Linked DNA regions of Homo sapiens: regions 1 and 2 are each linked to region 3. A link is a contact called in ENCODE Hi-C or POLR2A ChIA-PET data. All regions are on one chromosome and are shown on one strand. Each heading gives the region's core, a stretch centred on a gene start or an enhancer-like site at or near the end of the contact. The rest is flanking DNA. Distances are from core to core; before and after follow the strand shown.

Region 1 (4,142 bases), core at 1,524-4,023, 59 kb before region 3:
GTCCCACCCCTTCCAGTAAATGGCCACTGGTTTGCTCGAAGGTAGTTAGATCACCATCAAGTTCCTCAGGATAAGAAGCACTCCTACATGACAAACCAGGAGTCTCATCTACATACCAGCAAATCAATAAAGCCCATAATAAAGGCATGAAATCATCAAGGATGTGCAAATACAACAGAGCGAGGGAAAACTAAACAGAAATCCTACTCTCTGGTCAACCAGGGCTCTTCAACAGGATTAATAATTAGTGTGTGCTGGCTTCCCTTGAGCTACATGTTTGACTCTTCAAAAGCCTTCAGTAATACTTCCCTGCAAAAGTTTTAAGATATACACATGCATACACACACACACACACACACACACACACACACACATGCCCCTGAGGCACCGTGTGTCCAAGGAGAATAAAGCAGGGATATTTCTCTGACAAGAAAATGATGAATCAATCTTGAAACCCACCTTTAATATTTCTGGGTGGTGAGATGCCAAGCTGAAGGGGAGAGTCATCTTCAGAAGTGAGTCAAAAGGGGACAAGGAGCTTCACAGAATCAAACTCTAAGCCTAAAAAGTCCAAAGGAAGGTCACATTTTCCAATCTCCCTATTTTTCAGAAGGAGAACACTGAGACCCGGGGTGGTACATTTATCTCAAGTGAAACTGCTAATGAGGAGCAATGCTGAAATACAGAATCCTGGTCTCCCAAATTCCATGAGTGCCTGAGTCACTTGTGGTGTGGCTGATCCTGGCAGATGTAGAGATGAGGGACCTGAGACTTGTCCCTTTGGGCCAGAAAGTTTAAAGGGCCTGGTGTCTGGATGGTGTATTCCCCCATGAAAGCAAATCAGAACTAAGGAGCAGGCCCTCTGTCATTTCTCTTGGCCCATTACTCCCCATCCCCCACCTCCACCCTACACAGGGGCCTCCTAAGATCTGAGGAACAGTAAACTTTATCTTATCGGCTGTTTGGGAAAAAACTGTCATTTGATCTGTTTATTTGGAAGCCAGCCCTGCTGAGCTCAAGAGTTTGCTATGAGGCCAGCTAGAGTGAATTCGTTTGGGGGCTGCTGCTTTACAGCCCTGGACATATGGCTCAATGCATAGCTTTATTTTGAAGAATCCTGTGCACACAGCTCTAGAATTTGCTGAGGGATGAATCACCTGTGCCCTTCATTTAGTGTTGTAGGTGGGTAACTTTGTCCTGTTAGAGTCTAGATTAATGTCTTGGTTAAAAAGTAAGCACTTGTTTTCTGAATATCAAAGCAAGAGTCTACTCTACTTCTTTGGGGATGTATTCAAACTCAGCCATGTGTTTTTGTGTGTGAATTTCTGTCACCCAGAACAAGAACCTTGAATCAAACCTAGACAGATTGTTACCCCATTGGTTCAGGACTCACCTTTCAAACCCATGCGGGGAAGCCTACGAAAATACTGGTAGCAGTGGATGCTTTCCTGCAGCTCACAACCTTCTCCCTGGGACCACTGTAAAGAGCTCATGCTTTTACTTTCCACCCATTTCTAATAAGCTCGTTAGTGAGAAATTCCCAGAAAATGGAAGAGTTCGCTTGCATTTTCTGATCTGAATGCACAGAACATTCTGTCAGGCTCTAGGAGACAGACAATTTAAACCAGAACATCACTAAACACAGAGCAGCTGATACTAATTCCTTCCCAGCCCGTGTCTTTCCCACCCAAGCTGAAATCATCTGGGGGCTGGAGCTGAGAGTGGATGCGGAAAGCAGGCTTGCTGCTTCTTAATGAGCGCCCCCGCTTACATTCCTCTTAGCATAAAGTGCTTGCTGCAGGTGGGACTCACGCTCTCCATAATTCCTCAGGGAGTTGCACTGAAGTGGAGAGCATGCTTTTAATTTAATGGGAAAAACAAAAAGCAGGAGTAGTTACTCAAACTAAAACCAACAGCTTAGACCCCGAGGAAATAAGCAATGAGGAGGACCACGTAAGACCAGAGAACAAGCCTGTCTTCCTGTGGGGTAAGACAGGGGAAAGAGACCCATGCGAGCAGCACACAAACGTCGCCTAGAACGGAAGGGGCAAAGGAAACCTGAATAGACAGAAAGTGGTCTTCTCCAAAACTAGCAGGAAGCGAATGCCCAGTACCAGAGTGCGCTGCACCGGCAGCTCTCCATCCCTCCATCCCACCGTGCCCGGGGTCCTGCCTTCTTACCTGCAATTCCTTGCAACAGCCCACAGACATTGAAGATGCTTTTCTTCATGATGCTCTGTACACACATGGTGAAGACGGACACCAAGGCCACCATGCAGAGAATAAAGATTCCCACAGCCAGGAAAATAGCTGTGGCCTGCCAGAAGCCGCTGGCGATCTCGCCGAAGCTCTCGGCGTAGGGCCCGCACAGCGTGTCCCGCTGGAAGTGCTGCACCCCTGGGTTCCGGATGCAGCGGGCGTAGATGCCCAGGGTGGGGTGGTAGGGCTCCGGGGAGCCCCCGCCCGGGCCCGCCGGCTCCACGCCGCCGCGGCTCCTCGCTTTCCCGATCAGCCAGTCTGCACTCATGAAGGCAATGAGCTCGGCAAAAGCCACCACAATACTCAGCAAGGTCCAGAGCATCGAGCGACAGGTGACAATGACATGACACATATTGATGTTCCGGGCGAAGAAAGAGTCAGGAGTCCACGGAGTTAATCAAAACAAGAAAGTCGGTGGGGAAGGAGGCTCGGGCGGCCCGGGAAGGAAGTCGCAGCTGCAGTCATTCACTCCCGCCGCCGGCCGCGTTCATGCTGGGGACAGCGCTCCCGGACCCAGAGCACCGCCTGCGGCCTCACCTAGGGGAGAGGGAGGGCGGTTAGCAGCGCCGCCAGGCCCCGCCCCGCCTTCCCGCCGCGCAGCGACACCGTCCAAGTCCGGCCCGTGCCCGCAGAACCCTGCCAGCAAGCCCCGGGCCTGGCTAGCATGCCAGGCGGTTGTTGCACTGGCTGCGTTTGTTTCAAGTTCTTCCTGACCTCACTGCACTTAGAACTCTATGTGGCAGTTAACCTTATCTCTAGGGAGCACCATGGAAGGAGGCGGCCAGTGCCAGGTCCTGCTCCCAACCCAGGGGGCACTGTCCTGGTTGCTGCTGCACTTTTAGGACAGGGCTCCCGCTCCCTCATCTTTTACTGGAAAAAGTCAAACAGCACAGGGATCCAGAGAGGAGGAGGCAAGACTGGCAATCAACTCTATTAGTGGATGTTTTGTTTTGTTTTTAAGTTTGCAAGACTTTTTGCCTGCTGTTTTGGTACTAGGTGAGCTAAGTTTTGAGAAACTTGGACCAAGCGCTTTTGCTTAACAGTAGAGAGTAGCAACACCCCGCTTTTATTTCCTCGAAATTAAATTACTAGCAGAGACATAAGTGTGTTTGCTTCATAGGTAAATAGGAAAGAATCACATGTAAAAGAATAAACAAAACATTGCTCCCATACCTATACTTTATCCATTTTTCACAGGGTGATTTTTAGACAAAATAATTTACACTAATTAAAACTCAGAGGGGAAAAAAAAAAAACCTTAAGAGTTCATGACTTACTTGGGGAAATTATTTTTAAAAGACATTAATGACCGTTAACTAAGCATCATTACAACTGAGTGGACTTGTTGACAACAGAACCTTGTCTATGAAGAATGCATCCCTTGAATTGTCCCAATTCATCCCATGTGCCTCTGCCTAAGCTTCGATTCACCCCAGGTCGGGAACTCAACATGCCCATTGTTTCTCATTTCACAGAGGCCTCATTCTGTCTCCACGGAGGAATGACTTCATTACCAGAAGACATTGCTCCAGTGGCTCAAGCCTTCTTCAGAGGAGTCTGGACCCTGAAATGGGGGCCAGCAGGGCTGGTTTGCAGCCCCATTTTCTGCCCCATTCCAAGGCCAGGAACAATCACATAGCTCACATCTGGGCACATGGCCCTGCTCTGAATGATTAGATCTCATTAACCGAGGTCAAATCAACTCCATGAGAACTGCAAAGAGCCCCCTGGCATGTTGGGAGTGGGGTGAGGCAGGGAGTTATCGAAGAGGAAGAGAAGCGGAGAAATAAGGAAGCCCAGTGTCAAAGCTTAAAATGCCCGTTTCTACACCCTGCACCAGCTGTCTGCCTGCTGGCTGACTTCCTAGTGAGCATGTGACTCTA
Region 2 (4,012 bases), core at 446-2,945, 42 kb before region 3:
AATGCCCACACAGCTCACATCTAAGCAGTCTGTACAGGGCACAAAGGCTAGTGTGTTAGAAACACACGGCCACTTATTAACACTCACCTTGATAAAAATCAAGTTGTTTTCATCCCTTGGAGGATAAAGTGGGGAGTAAAGAGAATAAAGAGAAAAGAGATGAAATGCGAAAACGGATACAGACTAAGGAGAAATATCCTGACACAAAGAGGAAAAGGTAAAAGTGTGCACCTTCTAAAAACTGCTTGAAGACACAAGTTAAAATAAACATGCTGCGTTTGGGAATAGGATACCACAGTGAGAGCTGGTGAGTATCTAAATAGCTGAAAATGGCCACTGCAAGGTGCAGAGGACAGTTGTGATGGAGCTAAGAAGAAAAGTAATATGGCTCAACACCAAGGAAGTAGGAAAGTGTGAGCACGGTAGATAGAGCCTCCTCTCTGGTCAAGAGCTGCCTTCCAGCTTCTTCCTATCTGAGCCTGCTGAAGAAGGCAGCAGAGCCACCCCAGCCTCCCCAAGTCCAGTGCCAGGGGCTTCAAACCTGGGTCTCTCCCACTAGCTGTTCCCCGGCCCCTCAGTAGGAAACTGAACAAAGCCCCGCTCTCTGCCTCTTCTGCTGGCCTCTGTAGCCCTGGCCCCCGCCACCACTCTACAGAGCACTCCATTTTCTTGCCTCCCCACTCCTCCCCACACTCCAAGTTTGTGTGTCACATACAGGCTGGGTGTGGACGGACTCACTGGAACACAAATACTGTGAGTCAATCAGCACTCAAATCTCCTTGGGTTTAGAAATAGTCAGTGACTTTTTCCGGTAGCTGAAGTCTGAAATAAGCTGTTAAAAACAATCATCTTGACTTTCTATCTGACTCATAGCGAATGCAACATTAAATTGAAAACACCTCCTAATTAGCCACTCAGAAATACAACCAAGTCTTTGTGAGACAAAGCCTGGCAATATTTACTGAAATACTGTCTTTGCGGTCTTCTTCTGAACCCATGTTATACTTACATCCCAGTGATATGCAGTTATCTATTCTGTCATTCAAATGCACCAGATCGTTCCTTCCTCATCAAAGTAAATTAAATAACCCAGAATAGCAGTGGGCTTGTGCCTAGTGCTTAAGGCTGCACACTTTAACATTCAACAATGTGCCCCAACCATCTGTAATCTTCTGAGCCCAAGTTGGGTCCACACAAAAACCCAGTGGAGGCGAGTGATTTTTTACCATGATATGCTATTATTATGTTATTGTCAATTGAATGCACTTCAAAAACCAAATGAAGAAGACAAGACAGACCTCCATTCTTTCCTGAAGGCTACACAGCACCCTCCATGTGACCCCAACATCCAATCAAAGACATCACCATGGCGTCGCTTTCCCGGGGAATTTTCACAAGATAAAAACATCCATAGCCCAGCTTGGAAAAGAAAACTATTTGATGCCAATGTGGAAGGACCCAATAGGTAGTTGAGGTTAGAAATTTGAATAACAGGCAACAAATACAGAGTTGACTTAAAATACCCTAAACTATTCTGAGAAACTCCAGAAGGTTGAATGTTAAATTCGCTTTGTCAGAATTAATTTGGGAAATATTTGGTCCTGCTTGAAGGAGAACTCCAGTTCCCCGGCCAGCATTTTGTCAAGTCACCATTTCCATTGCTGGCTCATGTCAGTGAGCAGTGTGAGTGACTAAGTGTTCCTCTCCTGCCTCAGCTGGGAAGATTAACATGGGGCCAAACGCCTTGGAGACAGGAAAACAAACGAACCCAGTTACTATGTTTTTAACTCAGTTCTGTCTGGAAATCAGGAAGCAAGACTCTGAAGATCAAGCTTCGGGAAAGCTCTTAATGCTGATGAGGAGTTTTTTTTTTTTTTTTTTTTTTTCCAAAAGTTCAAATGAGAAGTCACTGAGAGCCTAGAAGTAAAGAAGGCTAATAAATGACAACCGCACTTGCAGATTGCCCCCTGGGTGGTACAGTCAACAGCCACTGCTCAGAATGACTTTTAACTCAAAAGGATCAGAAATTTGGACCAGCCTCCCATCTCGTTATTTCACCAGACCCTTTTGTGTTCACGAACTTTGTATATAAAGTCCTCTGACTGGAAACAGATCTAGAAGGCCAGTTTCACTGCACTTCTAATGAAGTCAAGGGACGAAGGATTTCAGATTTTACTTCACAAAGAAAAAAAAAAGATTGTGAAATTTTCAACTTGTAATATTACAACAGTTTCTAGTCCCAGCAAAAGACAGACTAAACAACATCATTCAGCTGGGAAAATTAGCTACCCATCTTGGTCCCCACCCTACCCCAAGCTTTATTTATTCAGATACATGGCATTTACTGAACTGCCTGGATAAGAACATGAAGTCAGCAACACCTCTCGTTCTGAATCCTGAGGAGTGTAAGCGATTAAGAGTAACATCCAATGGTCATTGATCTCTACTGTTTATTTCTCGTTTCTCAGTTCTGATAACCCTCCTTGATTTTCTGAACCTGGAGCTGCCAGCTATTTTCCATCTCTGAACCACCACTATCTGTCTAAAATTGGATCTCTCTTTGGCTTAACTGTGCTCCCAGTAACATAAAACAATACTGAAATGCTTAAACCAATGCATTTCTTGTGGGCACTTAGTCACAGAACTGTACCTGCTATGGGCTTCCAAGTTCTATTGTTCTAACTCAACTCTGCTGACACACTCTCCATTTTATGCTCTAAGACTCCTTTATCGCAGGGGTCCCCAACCCCCAGGCCACAAACCAGTACCGGTCTGTGGCCTGTTAGGAACTGGGCTGCACAGCAGGAGGTGAGTGGTGGCAAGCCAGAATTACCACCTGAGCTCTGCCTCTTGTCATATCAACAGTGGCATTAGATTCTCATAGGAGCACAAACCCTATTGTGAACTGTGTGTGCAAAGGATCTAGGTTGCATGCTCCTTATGAGAATCTAATACCTGATGATCTGAGATAGTTTCATCCTGAAACCATCCCACCCCATCATACATAGAAAAATTGTCTTCCACGAAACAGGTCCCTGGTGCCAAAAAGGTTGGGGACCGTTGCTCTATTGTATTCATGTTAACTCATTACCATGTTTGTACACTGGTTATAGAATGTGTTTCTGCAGCAATAACTAACAATGATGGTGCCATTTAGAGGCCCTACCAAAGCAGCAGGCACAGTTATGTATGTGTACCCACTAAATGCACCACCCCTTAACTCCCTCACAGCTGTCAGGTAGGTGCTATTATGTTTCACAAATAGGAAACTGAGGCAATGGCCATTTAAGTGTATCAATAAATATAGAGCATTCCCTTCAACACCCAAGACAGTCACAAGCATCCACATTCAAAAGATGTTAATAAATACCAACAACCAAGATACGTCTATTTTAACCAGCCTAATGCTAACAGATAAAAACAGCTTGTTTTTTGAAAGCCAAATGTTAATTGGCAGAGCCCTGTCAAAGGCAAGTATTTTCATACTTTAAAACTTTTCCCAGGTATGGTAGCTCATGCCTGTAATCCCACCACTTTGAGAGGCTGAGACGGGAGGACTGCTTGAGGCCAGGCGTTCAACAGCCTGGGCAACATAACAAGACCACGTCTCTGAAAAAAAAAAAAAGAAAAATTTAATTAGCCAGACATGGTGGCATGCGCCTGTAGTCCCAGCTACACAGGAGGCTGAGGTGGGAGGATCACTTGAGCCCAGGGGTTCAAGGCTGCAGTGAGCGATGATTGTGCCACTACACTCCAGCCTGAGCAACAGAGTGAGGACCTATTTCTAAATAAATAATAAGAATTAAAAGTTTGCGCAGACCAACACCTGGAATCCTGTAGCAACTGCCTTCATAAGAACTGAAAAGGACTCTTACTGATGACCTCGCTTTACTGTCACAGTATTCCTGTGAAAGGTTGAAAAGCAGAGAGAAAGTATAACACTTTTCCCTGAAGCATGAAGCCACACATTGCCCCTGGAAAGCATTTTGCAGCCTAGCAGTAACAGGGGGTT
Region 3 (4,322 bases), core at 933-3,432:
CATCTTGGCATCTGTTTTTTAGAAACATTGGTCTGTTACTACTTAAAGTTTATGAAGTAATAAGAGACTAATGTTTCTGAAAAACAATTTTTGTGAATTAACTCATTTGCTTTCACAAAACCCCTGAGGTAGCTACCAGTATTATCCCATTTTAAGGATGAGGAAGCAGGCAAAAAGAAACTTAACCTTACCAAAAGTTACATGGCTTGCAAGAAGTGGTGTTAATATTCAAATCCGTATACATGATCACATTTTATCCTAACAACTATATAATGCAAGCAGGAGAGAAAATTTTGGCCGCATTTTAACTATGAGGGAAACAAATTCCTGAGGAATAAGGGCTGGCTTCCTCAAAGGCACACAGCTAGTCAGTAACAGGGGTCAAGAACTGCTAGGGGCACCTACTGCTAAGGCTGTACTGCTTTTTCATTTGTTCATTTTTGTCTTGGATACTATAATCAACGTGTAAAACTCAGTGTAAAGAGTGTGTTTCCTCTAATCACTGAGAAGACACTTCAGGATCCTCTCATGGGATGTGCTGATGACAAGAACATCAATTAGAGCACATACAATGGTATTCTCACGCTGCCAGGTCACCTTTTTTCCATTTTCCTAAATGCAAATATGGGTTTTTATTCACTTACTGGTTGTTAAACACATGGGTTCATGTAAATATTGGTCTTTATCTGTATATATGTATATTATTAATCTGCTTGGCCACTTACAGTGCAATCAAAGTAGGCACTGTTTATTCCAACAAACATTGTAAATAAAATTAAAACTACCGTGTTTTTGCACATTAAGGAGTTAAAAAGTCTTCGCTTCCCATTCATCTCCATTTGGGCTGCATGCCCTTCTGTTACACTTCCGGATGTCAGGAGAAACAATAGCTGCCTTTAGTGCCACACAGAGAACACGGCCCCCACGTGATGGGCACCAGCACTTATTTATTGAATTGAATTGCCAAAAACAGGAAGCAGAGTTGTAAGACCCCTTTTATCAGTTACAGATTGCTAAGACTTGAAGTGCACTGATTTGAATTGTTTCATGTTACTCTGTAAAACTAGAACCAAGGAGTGAAAATTACCTTGGAAATGACAGGGGTGAATTTCAGCTGAATGAAGAAAGAACTGTGTAATAAACAGAGTTGACCCGAGGTGGTCCAGGTTGCCTCTGGGGTGGGTTAAGAAACAGTAAGTCAGGATCACAGAGGCCACAGAGGGGGAAAGTCTCAGCAACTGTCCTCTCACAATCCTTCCCTGAGACCTGAGGTCTATGCCCATCCACAGCAAGAATGGGAGCTTCATGGCAGAGCACTGTGTATCACAGGACACTCTGCAATTCATTTTCTCATTTTATAGGCACTATTACTAAAAGGGGGCCGGAGTGTGGGTGGGGAGAGACATCTTTACTATCCCCATTTTATAAACCAAGAATTTGAGCCACTTAAGCTAAATCACACCATTAGTAAATGACAGAATACGGCCTTCAATCTAGGACTTCTGACCCCCCAGGCAGGCCAGTGTATTTCCAGCTAGGCAATACTGCAACAACCAACGTAAGATGCCTGCAACCATCATTCTTATTAAGTATTATCTCCTCATATTAAGAACAGGGGCAAGGATGGGCCCCAAAGACTTGAAGCACCGAGGCAAATACCAAAGCAAGATTAGCTAAAACAAAAATACAGTAAGAGCTCTGCTACTTTCACAAAACCATCCCTTCTACCTGACTAGGAAGAGCTCATTATATTTTCAGTAGACACACTCTCTAAGGCTTTATTTACATGAGTCAACTAAAGGAATAATTGTCCAAATCCTACTTTACTGTGCTCTACTGATACAACAAATGCTCGAGGAAGTCTGTCCACATTTTAAGGGGAGTCTGTGGCCACATACTATGCACAAAGAGCACTCCCCATTTCTGCAGCCAAAGCATTAATCGTTGCTCCAGAACTAGGCTGGTGTAACTTTTTTTTTAAAGTCTGAAATGCATTCTCTGACAACAGGTCCAGGACTACCTCACAATTGTGTCTGACAACAGGAGTTTAACAGAACTGGGTCAGCCATTGAAGGATTGCTGAACCTTGCAAGATTTTCAAGGAAAGACATGAGAGTGTCGAGTTTCATGAACCGTCTACCAAGCACAGAAAGTGGCAGCTTGCCAAAGGCTGGACTGTGTTAAACGCATGTGAGACGCTGGGAACCTGAACCCCAACAACGCCGGCCCTGCCACTCAACCACAGTGGTGAAAGACTGAGGTTCAAGTTTCCAAAGACCTCGCGGACTCTAAGCCAAACGTTGCTAATCAGGAAAAATTCCTTCTCTTAAGGAAGGAGAAACTCCTTGATTCAAACATTATCCCATCAACGTAAAGCTGTTAGAGAGTATGTTTTTAAATATCTAGGTACAACAGAATAGCCTATAACGTGCCAGCCACAAGTCATATTCAATTATACTGCTTTTTAACATGCCAGGTGTGCATATCAAAACACTGCTATTGTTATTCCCACACTGCTGGGACCATGTTCATTCACATAATTCTTACCTCTTCCCCAATATTTAGTTATAAATCTATGGGACAACAAGGTCCTTGAGAACAAAACTAATTCTAGCTTACTCCTCTCAATATCTCTTGCACTCAACATAGGGCATGACATAGAGTAGACAATTCATAAATGTTTACTGAATAAACAAAAGGATCATTGCCCTATGAACATTCCCTACAGATAGTAGTTAGAAAAGTCAGGCTATGTAGAAGAAAGAAATACTGGGTTAACGAGAGTGGAGAAAATCATCAGGCAAACATGACAGCAGGAATTCCGGCATGAGAAGAAAGCGCAGGAGGCAAGGAGGAATCGCAGGCAGCAATGGAGCACAGAGTAGCAGTGATGCTGTCCAAGGCAGGGGGGATCCTCCAGTGGGTGTGTTTCCAAAACACCAGTGTCTGGACCCACCTCTGTGAACTCCTTCTATTGTAGGGTAGCCCTAGACTATGAGTGATGAAGGAGAGTGACAGGGGAGCAAATGTGTATAGGCAATTCTGAGAAACCCTCCTCCAGATGACAATTACTCAACTGTCTTGCTTTTAACCTTGAATATATATATACGTATATATATAGTATATATATATATACGTATATATATATATACGTATGATCATTTTGCAAGACAGAAACTACTGTGAATAGTGTTGAGCACGAGCAATGTGCAAACCTCATCAAATATCCTACTTGTTCCAGAATAGGTTATTTAAGATCCACAGACACAGGGCATTACAGGCAGACAGGTGAGTGCAGCACACTTGGGGAATAGGCCAGGCAAACAGGTGGCCGCAGTGAATAACTTGGGCTGTAAGTGCTGACAAGCGCTTTCTGTGCCTGACAGTTCTTAGTGGTCTGCATTCCAAATCTAGGCATAAGCTTTAAGTAATAACAGACCAATGTTTCTGAAAAGCAGATGCCAAGATTAAAACTAGAAGACAAGACACAGAGTAAGGGAGATGTAGGGAAGGAACACTCTCATGGAGGCATCTGGAAAGAGAAGGTGGAAAAGCCTCCGGTTCCTTCTCGCATCTTTCCTTTTCCAAAGGCAGCACTCAAAATCAGGTAAATGGAAATTGTCCTCTTAAAACACACCCACCCCCAGCTCATCTGTCCTGGAGTTTGCTGCACACTGCCCATCACAGGTCATGGTGCTGTGCTCCTCTCCTTTTTTTGGCCTGTGTGGACCCTGAACTCGATGCTGCATTCTGCAAACCTCAGATTTGAGGCCCAGGGCATCTGCCTCTGTAACTATTTTGCCTCTATATCCTTCCCAACTCCATGCATGAAACTCTGCTCAAGACCCAACTTCAGTGTCATCTTCCACGCAGCCTTCTCTGAACCCACCCTCGCCTCTGCCCTCTCCGTGCCACCCTTCTCTGAGCTCACGCAGCTCAGAGAGTGGTAGGGGTCACATCCACCATACTAATAATTATTCGCTTGTCTAACTCCCTGTTTCAAGTCCATCCACTCATCTCATGGCTCACATTTACAAACTGTGGCTTGGGGTGACATCCAAAAATGACCAAAACAGTCCTTGACTGGGAAGGACTAACAGAGGGTGAGGCAGGCCCCCCCAAATCACAGATATTCATACTCATCCCTTGCTTCATTCAAATCTCCATGCAAATGTTATCTCCTTCCCTGACCACCCTTGCTAAAAGTGCAACACACCCCTCTGTGCCTCCAGCACTGCCTGTCCACAGCTCTCACCACTGCCTGGAGCCCATCATATGGATGGATAAGGTGGATATACAGAGACAGAAATGTCTAGCTAGGT

The links. A loop is a pair of places that touch in the nucleus more often than their neighbours do. ChIA-PET counts read pairs that join two places held with the same protein, here RNA polymerase II (POLR2A). Pooled maps may share reads with other maps.
Region 1: a map of gastrocnemius medialis shows a loop between it and region 3 (1.8-fold over the local background). The contact joins two enhancer-like sites. A Hi-C loop is called at or near these places in 1 of 168 maps with a recorded cell type or tissue (gastrocnemius medialis) and 2 of 50 pooled maps. POLR2A ChIA-PET finds 5 or more read pairs at or near these places in 1 of 52 experiments (MCF 10A).
Region 2: a loop to region 3 is called in a map of endothelial cell of umbilical vein, with 3 times the contacts of the local background. The contact joins two enhancer-like sites. A Hi-C loop is called at or near these places in 1 of 168 maps with a recorded cell type or tissue (endothelial cell of umbilical vein) and 3 of 50 pooled maps. POLR2A ChIA-PET finds 5 or more read pairs at or near these places in 5 of 52 experiments (AG04450, K562, MCF 10A and 2 more).

What each region holds. Positions count from the first base shown.
Region 1 is chr5:78,507,603-78,511,744 of GRCh38, forward strand. LHFPL2 (LHFPL tetraspan subfamily member 2) reads right to left here. Exons shown (of 5, transcript NM_005779.3): 4 at 2,182-2,796. The coding sequence starts at 2,611. Among named protein-coding and RNA genes, the nearest start is that of LHFPL2, 140 kb to the right of the region's middle. RefSeq lists silencers at 2,380-2,469, 2,750-2,799 and an enhancer at 2,516-3,137. Within about 2 kb of position 2,774, at least 23 of the 41 ENCODE cell types and tissues checked have a DNase peak (open chromatin) inside an H3K27ac peak, as active enhancers do.
Region 2 is chr5:78,525,501-78,529,512 of GRCh38, forward strand. All of the region lies in intron 3 of LHFPL2 (LHFPL tetraspan subfamily member 2), which reads right to left. Among named protein-coding and RNA genes, the nearest start is that of LHFPL2, 120 kb to the right of the region's middle. Within about 2 kb of position 1,696, at least 16 of the 41 ENCODE cell types and tissues checked have a DNase peak (open chromatin) inside an H3K27ac peak, as active enhancers do; they include endothelial cell of umbilical vein, where a contact is called at or near this core.
Region 3 is chr5:78,567,514-78,571,835 of GRCh38, forward strand. All of the region lies in intron 2 of LHFPL2 (LHFPL tetraspan subfamily member 2), which reads right to left. Among named protein-coding and RNA genes, the nearest start is that of LHFPL2, 79 kb to the right of the region's middle. Within about 2 kb of position 2,183, at least 9 of the 41 ENCODE cell types and tissues checked have a DNase peak (open chromatin) inside an H3K27ac peak, as active enhancers do; they include endothelial cell of umbilical vein, where a contact is called at or near this core.